Regions from separate parts of the Homo sapiens genome. Here region 1 is linked to region 2. A link is a loop called in an ENCODE intact Hi-C map of the cell type or tissue named here. Cell type or tissue: heart left ventricle. All regions are shown on one strand.

Evidence for each region. Hi-C counts contacts between places; a loop is a spot of excess contacts. Peaks named below come from ENCODE experiments on the same cell type or tissue, not always from the same donor. Only the 100,000 strongest peaks of a DNase experiment are listed, where the experiment ranks them.
Region 1: a loop joins it to region 2, with 5 times the contacts of the local background. A loop is called at or near these places in 5 of 110 quality-filtered maps.

The regions. Positions count from the first base shown.
Region 1 is chr12:70,535,331-70,540,330 of GRCh38, forward strand. PTPRB (protein tyrosine phosphatase receptor type B) reads right to left here. Exons shown (of 34, transcript NM_001109754.4): 24 at 4,609-4,692; 25 at 4,497-4,514; 26 at 4,295-4,376; 27 at 3,594-3,684; 28 at 2,825-2,901; 29 at 695-829. All of the region lies in intron 6 of PTPRB-AS1 (PTPRB antisense RNA 1), which reads left to right. Among named protein-coding and RNA genes, the nearest start is that of PTPRB-AS1, 70 kb to the left of the region's middle. In heart left ventricle, no CTCF peak of the experiment used is centred here; no DNase peak of the experiment used is centred here; H3K27ac peaks cover 1,501 bases.
Region 2 is chr12:70,717,088-70,722,087 of GRCh38, forward strand. The region is part of intron 6 of PTPRR (protein tyrosine phosphatase receptor type R); the gene reads right to left. LOC124902960 (a long non-coding RNA gene) reads left to right here and starts at 2,109. Exons shown (of 2, transcript XR_007063361.1): 1 at 2,109-2,736. In heart left ventricle, a CTCF peak has its summit at 2,919 (motif pointing left); a DNase peak (open chromatin) is centred at 2,904; H3K4me3 peaks cover 990 bases; H3K27ac peaks cover 2,308 bases.

The sequences.
Region 1 (5,000 bases), 180 kb before region 2:
TGGGTAGAGGAAGGCACTGTCTTCCTGGCCCTTCTTCGTTCATATTTTTATGTCACTGTCCTAACGTGGGCCGTGTGCCAAGAGATCTTTGAGAAGTTAGAACGTTTAGCTAAGCTCGCCTTTACATGTATACAGACAAGGGGAAGAGGAATGTAAGCATATGTTTACTGAGCGCAGATACTAGGCACTTTATACGTAATCTCTCTTTTAATCCTCAATCTTTTAATCCTCAAAATAACCATATAAAGTAGAGGATGGTAAGTGCATTACAAGGGGGTTTGGTTGATTTGTCTGGATTATTATTTTACTTTGTGTCTGCCAACACAGTCTACAACTCACTTCTCCTTTCCTGGGATGAGGGGCAGGTCCAGTGACTCTGGCAGGGTCTCTCCTCCAGCCAGACACTGAAGAATGGAGTAGCCAAGTGGCCAGGTAATTTTTGGTGTAATGGGCACTGCCACTAATCCCAGTCCTCAAATGGAAACAGCTTTGACTGGAACTTCAGACCCAGAATCAGAATCAGGCATCACTTGGGTTTACTATTAGAGTCTTTTGAACAGAGTGGTATAAGTCACTAACAATGCTCTCACATGATCCCTACGTTGTTTTGCGGGGTTTCACTTTGATGATGGGGCAGAATTCTATCCAGGTGGCAGAAAGCAAAGCTTTGATGCCAGGAAGGCTGTTTACTCACTCGGCCCTTCTCAACACACTGGGTCACCATGACGATGTTGTGAACGTTTTGTTCCCACACCATTTTCCAGAAGTCATCCTTGGTGCCAGGAAGCGGTCCCTGAGTGACAATGTATTCTCTTCTGAAGTTGTTGCCCTGCAATGAATTTACAATATGGAGAGTCAGAAACAATGGGCCTCTTCAGAACTATAAACAAAGAGTTCTTCAGATTAGATGATAGGGAGGTCTCTGCCAAGTCTCTGACTTCAGAAAAAGATACTAACACAAGTGTCAATGCTTGGGAGCAGGAAGGACAAAGGTCAGAACATTGAACTAGTGTTAAGAGCCACATTCCCTTTTACTTGCCTGGGTCTATTCTGAAAGCAAATGGGGGACTTAGGCAATGATCTAGAAAACACTTCACCCTCAATTATATGTGTGTGTTGGGGGGTATTTGTGTAGACTGTTGGAGGGACTGTAATCAGGCTCTTTCCCTATTTAATGTAGAAGAGTGTTAGTCATTTTGGATAATCAATGTCAGAATAATTTGGTAAGATATATCATCCACAGGAAGCATCACGGAAGAGAAACTGTTGACTGAGCGTCTACCATCTAATGTGTCGCAGGTCAGGACTTATTTAATCCAAACCACAGTCCAAGAGCGGGATATTTTCATCTACTCCTTCTGCACTCCGGCAATGACAGCAATTCCTTGTCAATTCTAATCGAAGCTCTTTCTCTTTGCCTTTCCTCAGGGTCTCCACATTATGTCACCTCTGCCATCGCCACCCCCGCCCACCCAAACACTGCTTCTCATCTGACCAATCCTTACTTATCCTCAGCATGGTGCCTGCTTGGCTGAGCCTTCTTTTATCTTTCTCTCTGCTGGGGGATATTCTCCAAGATGCCCCATGGCAATCTCTAGCCTCTCGCTACTGAGTGCCGTTCTCAGACCAGCAGCACTGAAATCACCAAGAGGCTTGTCAGAAATGCAGACTCGGCCGGGCGCAGTGGCTCACCCCTGTAATCCCAGCACTTTGGGAGGCCAAGGCGGGCGGATCATGAGGTCAGGAGATGGAGATCTTCCTGGCTAACACGGTGAAACCCCGTCTCTACTAAAAATACAAAAAAATATTAGCCAGGCGTGGTGGCAGGTGCCTGTAGTCTCAGCTACTCGGGCGGCTGAGGCAGGAGAATGGCGTGAACCCGGGAGGCGGAGCTTGCAGTGAGCAGAGATCGCGCCACTGCACTACAGCCTGGCAGACAGAGCAAGACCATCTCAAAAAAAAAAAAAAAAAAAAAAAAGAAAGAAATACAGATTCCCAGGCCCTGCCTCAGCCCTGATGGATCAGAATCTGCCTTTTCACAAGATCCTCAGATGGCGCAGACATCTTTCAATGTAGGAGAGGCACTGCTGTGGCAGGTTTCCCATGCCATTGCCTTTTCTTGCCTCAACTCTTCTGAGAGTTCCTTTAGGGTCAGGATTCCATCTTATCCCATGCCTGTAAACAGCTCAGTTAGCACTTAATTTCTAAGTGTTTATTGAGTGAATGGATGGTTGCTTGAGGTATGAGGTAAATATTATTATCATCAGTTTTTGGAAAAGAAAATGGAGGCCCAAAAAGGTGACATAATGTGCCCAAGGTCACAGAATCAACAAGGGGCAGAAGTGGGATTCAAACCTAGATTTGTTTGACCCGAAAGCTTTTTCCACTGCAGTATGCCATAGGAAGGTGGCAAGATGCTAACCAAAACCAGAGCCCAAAGATTTGATATAACCTTTGAGTTGTGTCTGTGGTTGTGAAGATTCCAAATAACATGGGATCAGCTTCTCTAGCTAGGCAGCTTTAGCAGGGGAGGTCCATCTTCCTTAGGAAGCTCTCATCTTGGTTAAGGACTGCAGAGAGTAGATGATCTATGAAAATGCATCTTGGGCTCATAATTTCATTTGACTATAGCCATTGTGAAAAATGTGGCGTAGCAGGAACTGAATTGGATACCCCATTTTTTTTATGGCATTCAGATGTGCTCTTCTGAAATCTACAGGTGTTTCCAGACCTAAGAATAACAGGAACATGGAGGAGTGGCATCTCCAGTGTAGCCACCCACCAAAGCCTCATCCTGAACACTATGGCCTAGTGGGTCACTTACAGGGATGTAGCTGGCATTGATGTAGTCAGAGCAAGGATCATCATCTACATTGGAGAGCTTCACTCGCGTGGCATCATCTGGAAGGAGAGATTTGCTGCTGAGTCTTGGAGTGACTTTTCTACAGTTTATGTGATGTGTGTGATGTGCCTTAGCTCTGATCCCCACAACAGCCACAGATGGGAAGTGATCTTATCTCCATTTTGCAGATGAGGCTCAGGCAGGATAACTAACTTGCCCCATGTTGCATAGGTGGCCTATAACCAGTCAGACACAGGAGACAACATGAAGCCCCATCTGTGCTTCCCTTTCTGACATTACCACATTTGCCTGATGGAGTGGCCAGCTCCCTTTCACTGCTGGAATGAATACAATCCAGAAAACCTACCTTCTATTGCTTTACCTAATGGGGTAAGGAAATTTAAGTAGAAATTGCTAACCGAAGACTTTGCTAAGCAAACCCAGGTCTGCTTGATGTCAGAGCCCTTGCTGTTAACCCCATTTACTGCTTAGCCTCCAAAGAGAAGCAATAGCATCACATGGGGAAATGTCAACAGCATAAGAGGACTTTCATAATCAGAATTTAAACTGGCTATTATCCCTCTGGAGGGAAGTGCAGGAATATACAAGCTATTTCTTATTAAAGGCATTCAGAGCTTGAGATTGTCCATATCGAGCTATATTATATTTCTTTAGCCTCATTTCATTTTTGGAGAAAAATGCAGAAATGGCTAGAGGAAGACAGTATTACAAATTTTGACACAAAACTTACAGGGCAATATATTGTTGTATCGATTTTTCCCTCTATTCTCCGGCAAGAGTGCAATGTCACATGACTGGTTTCGGCCCACGTCTTTTAACTCCTGTTAGGTCAAATATGAGTTTGTAAGTGGAGAATATGAAATAGAATAAAGCAAATCATACAGTCCTGGAGATAACATAATAACATGAAAATATATACACTAGCTATTGTTTATGAATGCCTAGTACTCAACATGCATTAGCCCTGATCCCCACAACAGCCCCACAAGGGAGGTGGTGGTCTCACTATTTTACAGGTGAGGCTCAGTCAGGATAACTGATGTGCCCCAGGTCACCCAAGTGGCAAACCTGAGAATCAGTTCCAAAAGCTACGTGCTTTTTGCGAAACCACGGCATCTTCCAGCCAAGCAAATGGCCAGGCTGAATATCTGACAGCTTTAGGTCTGCATTTGAGATTTGTTAATTCTTCCTTACTATCTGATCCAGGTAGCCCTTGGTTTGCTGTGTTATTCTGGAGCTCAAGCTGGCCTCTAAGATTAGATGGTATATTCTATTCAGGGCATAGTTTAGGCATAAAAGAGTGCTCAGCTGAGATTCTAAGCAGCCTCCTAACTTCTGAGCTCAATCAGCCTATGATGACACAGTAAACATTAGGAAGGAAATTCTGCTAAGAACTAGGGATGCTGAAGCTTCATTCTGCCTGAGTTGTACCTCGTATTCCTTGGATAGAAGGTAGTTGGAGTCAGCCTGTAGCTTCATGAAATGCCCTTCAAACTGATTTATTTTTATTGGACTGTAATTAAAAATGAAACAAACAGAAAAGAGTTACTGCAGAAAAGGGAAAGTGCCATAACTATTCTGACTCATATTTCAAAGGCAGATAATATAGTAATTAATGTGTTCTCTCTCTTACCAAGAAGTTTTCCGGTTACTGTGAAGAGAAGCCAAAAGAGGAAGACTTTGTTAGCAAATTTCACATAATACCATCTTTCAACAAATTATACGAAGGCAAATGTGGTGCTTACCCTTTCTGGCCCAGGTTTAAGTGGACAGATAATGGTCGATCCCTACGAATGCTCAGACGGGCAGAGGGTCTTTCTCGACCATGGCTGAAACATAAGGGAGATAACTTTTATTCTGATTATGATACTTGGCTTGAACAAATTTTTCCATTTATGGTAAGGCTGTGGATGTTTGTGCAAATATGGATTTTTCAGTATTCATACAGATTTGCACTCAGCCAACATCTCTGAGGGAGGGAAAGGAAAGAGAATAAAGTAGATCATTCCCACCCAGAAACGGATCTCTGCAAAAACTGAAGATTTGTCTCCTGGTTTTTGGCTACAGGTTATAATCACTTCCCACATTCTCAATAAAACTTTGCTTTAAAAAAATCCAGTAAATTTCAGATGCCAGA
Region 2 (5,000 bases):
TAACATACTATTCTTCCTCAGGTATTGTTTTATGAGTTAATTCATTATTTCTTTTCATCAGAGATCTTTTAATATAAAAATCATAATATTTATCTGGACAACTCTTAATTTCTGATACTCAATAATGACATTTTTATTATATCTCCAATATATGTTTCTGTGAATGACATAATAATGAACACAGAAAATCTTTAAAAACATTGAGCACTAACATTCTTTTCAAATAAAGAGAGAGTGTTAGGTGAGAATAACTTCTGATACCAGCTAACTCTGTCATCTTAGCATATTAAGCTGTCCTAAGCTATACCAGTGACATTTCATTCTGAAAATGATCATTTCTGATGAAAATGAACTCAAGAAATACACAAATGAGTCTAAGTACTGAAAGACTCTAACAAAGGATTACAAGGGATAGGGTCACCAAATTGAGCAAACACAAGCACAAGACTCGCCCCAGTTAGATTTTGAAAAATAGCTCTATCACATTTTTGTAATTTAATGAAAAAATGCTTAGTACAGGACATGCAGCACATCCTGACAAAGTCAATACAAGACACAGGACAAAATTGTTAAATACAGAACATGTCCCATATCTACAGAATGCCTGGCTAACCTAACAAGATGGAACACAATTGACCTAATTTTAATTTCTTCCATGCATCCGGGCATTTCCTGTGTGCATGGCAGGGATTTGTAGGTGTGAAAAGGAAAATAAGAATGAAATACAAAGGAGTTTCCAAACTGACTAGAAATGAATTATTTCTTCTGTTTATCATAATGTTTTGCATTGATTCCAAAGGAAAAAAAATAGTATTTGCTTTTATTACATATTAAACAATTATCATATAAAACCTGATAATTGGTCAGTAATTTTCCTGTAATAATGCTTATTGATTTCTGGCATGAATAGGCATCTATGCTAAGAAAAGAAAAATACAATCTTCTTTTTAAAAATACTATACAGCCATGGTATTTGAAAAGTCTCTCAAATACTAACTGTCTGAATCAGGATAAAATGACTTTTAGAAAACCCATTACTTTGATTTAAATGTTATATTTTTTATAGAATTGGAATTGCTTCTTGTCTGCCGAACATTTGAGACAACAAAGTATTGTATAGATTTAACACTGGAAGCTATACTTCTAAGAGAGATTTAAAATAAATACCTCATGGTCCACTGTTTTTTTTTTTTCTTGAGATGGAGTCTTGCTCTGCTGCTGAGGTTGGAGTGCAATAGCACGATCTCAGCTCACTGCAATCGCTGCCTCCTGGGTTCAAGCGATTCTCCTGCCTCAGCCTCCCGAGTAGCTGGGATTACAGGCGTGTGCCACCATGCTCAGCTAATTTTTTGTATTTTTAGTAGAGACGGGGTTTCACCATGATGGCTGGGCTGGTCTCAAACTCCTGACCTCGTGATCCGCCTGCCTAGCCTCCCAAAATGCTGGGATTACAGGTGTGAGCCACTATGCCTGGCCGGTCCACTGTTTTAAACACAAATACACACCTTTTTTGTGTCTTACCATTCAGGGTTGAATATTTGGTGGAATGTTTTAAAGAGTTAGATGTTACATTAATCCTTTGTATTTTATGTGAAGAAAATGTATTCATGCTAAAAATAGTTTTCAACAATTTAAATATTTTGAGTGTGTATATTGTAGATGAGGTGAAATGTTTACAAAACAAGGATTCAATTATAATGGGGAAATACTAGAAGAATACATAAATTTACAGATTGAAACATATTTATACCATTTTGCACATGCTTGAAATATTGTGTAAAACAATTTGAAGATAAGTCCTTTGGACTTTTTTGCTTTCGTATGTCTGAATTATCAATACGCACATTTTCCACCAATAATTCTCCATGTCAGATGAGGACATTCGGAGAAGTGTGAATGAGATAAAAACGAGGTGCTTAAGACATTCTGTTCAAACGGATAGAGTTCATTTACTGAATACTCCTGACCGGTTCCTGGAGTTCAGATCCACACCTAACAAATTCCCAAAGTTCTTCAGACCTCAGCAAGTCAAAATACGCTACGGAAATCATTTTTGACAAGAACTCTCGGGCTAAGCTTTAAGTAATCAGTATCTGGTTAGGACAGGAATCACCCAGTATCCTGTGGAGGAAAACAGCCGACATGAAGGCCATTTCAGCTTTCCCTCTTCTAATCATGCTTTCTAACCTACTGCCAATTCGCTCCTAGGCTGTCCTCGATAAGGCATGCCGTAGGATTACGGGAACCCAAAGTTCACGAATGCAAACTTCACGAGGCTGCCCGGCCCCATCCTTTCCAGAAGATCATATCTACAGCAAAACGGTGCTTTATCCTAGAAATCCCTTTTCAATCCAAATCCTAATGGAACTCCTTGACAACCCCTTGACTAAATTACATTAGTAATATAGTTCCTAACAATTTCCTTTGTTAGGAAGGGGAGCAAAAGGGCAAAAAAAAAAATCATTTTTTTAAAAAAATAATGAAAATTGCAAAGGCTTAAATACTGAAAGAATTGCTTGCCTCTACAACAAATCTGTATCATTACTAACAAGCGATAAAAGGCCTTCCGATGGATACCAAATGAGAACCTTCCAGAGGGCCACGGGCGCCCAGCTGGAAACCCCTGCTAAGAGCATCTGCAGTCTGAACCCACAGTGACTGCGCGTCTTCTCTGGATGCCATTAACAGACCTCTGCGAAGGGAGGCTTCGGCTGCTCCACGTCAGCTTTAGGATTGGTACGTGGCCCTTTCTTTGTTTATCTGATTTGCCTTTAAATCTTACAATGGCAACAAGTGTCTCAAGTAGGATTGTTGAGGACAGAGAAACAATGCTCAAATGTCCTTTGAACAAAACCAAGAGCCCACCCTGCCGACGACCCTGAAACCTCTCCTGTCTGTAAGTGGCGCACAAGCGCCACCTGGAGGGTGCAAGGCGCAACCATCGCTCTTCTCAAAGTGGAATTGGTCTGTGTTAGGCTGAAGAGATTATTTTATTTTAAAATGCTTCCATTCCTCCACTGAAAAAATTTAATATAGTCTAATTATGAATATGGAGAAGGTGGAAAAAGAAAAATCCTCGGGTGCCTTAGTCATTAGGGGAAGCAGGAAATAGAAACAAGCGTGAGATCTGGGGGCACATTACCTGGGCTCGAATCCTATCTCTGCAGTAATGTACTCTGCGACCATGGAAATGTGCTTGAATGCCTGTGTCTCCGTTTCCTTATCATTAAATTTGAGATGATATAATTTACCCACCTGAGGTGGATATGAGGAGGAAATGATTTTATATATCTGTGATGCATCTTGTACAGTACCTGGCATATAGCAACTGCTCCACAAATGTTAGGTATAGGCATAGACTTACCAAGTCTTTTCCAGTTTTTTCCTCTCTATGTAGAGGTATTGCTCTGTTACCCTGGTAATTTTTTTTTTTTTTTTTTTTGAGACAGGGTCTTGCTCTGTCGCCCAGGCTGGAGTGCAGTTGCATGACCTCAGCTCACTGCAACCTCCAACTCCCGGGTTCAAGCGATTCTCCTGCCTCAGTCTCCAGAGTAGCTGGCTAATTTTTGTATTTTTAGTAGAGACAGGGTTTCTCCATGTTGCCCAGGCTGGTCTTGAACTGGTCTCAAGTGATCCCCCAGGCTTGGCCTCCCAAATTGCTAGGACTTACAGGCGTGAGCCACCACACCTGGCTCAGGTACATTTTTCTTATTGGTACTACCACTAGGCCCTAGGATATTATCCTATATTTGAATATGCTTGATACATAATCTTATTTCACCCCACTCCCTCATCTTCGACTCCAATAACTTTTTCTATTTGGTTTCAGATTAAAGCTCAGATTTGGTTCTTCACTGAATAGGGTTTGCCTATATAGAGGTGCTCCTTAACAGCACTGCTTTCTAGTATAAGCATGTCAACACAGGTTTAGTTATTTAAAATGCATATCTTATATAAACCAGATAATCCACAAAAACACTCGTGCCATATTCCCCTAAAAGAAATGTGTTGCAGGCATATACCCATTGTTACTTCTCTTGCTTGGAAGTCCTGCAAAAGCTCTTACTTACACATGGTACTGCCAAATATCCTAAAGTTCTCCAGTTAGAAATAGGTTAGAAATATACCGAGGAGTTAGAAATATACTGAGGAGAACCAAGAGAACAGTTTTGATTAGAGTCTGAGTCAGTCAACATTGCACATATATAAAACTTCTGTCTAAGAATAGGTAATTTATCTATCCTGGCAGAGCATTTCATGAGGGGCACCGCTATTGTGAATAACAATGGACAGCCACCTCCCTTGGGCACAACCCTTTCCTCGGCTGATGGAACAGCAGGTGGAAAGAAGAGCAGGCACACGGTGGATAGCTCCTGTCCAAATAGATTATCACACAAATCAAAAGGTGGACTATTGTGGGGGAGGAATTATAAAATATATTTCAACACATTTTAGGTATTTGGCAGGATTCTGTTTGGGTTCACCATCAGCTTTCTTATAGGGCCTTGGCAAATGCAGTTTCCCTGACTGCTTAGAAATATTTATGATCTTGGGCTTTTTTCTACTAGGCAAAACTGGAATTATGAATTCTGCACAGTATAGGATTCATAACACCGCAAACTTTTCTAGCCCGTTTAATCTTTATTTCACAGGCCTAGCTTTTCTATGGAAGATACCGTAGTGAACAAATAAACAAAGTGGATTGAAATTCGCCCTGCTAATATATCCAGGAAAGGAATCGTTGGGAGGATAGTTGGATGATTATTGGAACTGGCAGGTCAGTGAGGGCAGCAGACTCTCAAAGAGCATGAACATGCTGACCAATTCATTAGAGACTCTACAGCCCAAATTGACCCCAATTTAAAATGTATCCAAATTTTGGCATGGGAAGTATTGTATTAAGAAATAAGAACAAACTAGCAGAGTTTGTTTTCAAAATGAGGGAGGCATAGATGAAAAATGGCTAAAGGCTTTTTTACCCTTTGAAAAATCTGTCCCGG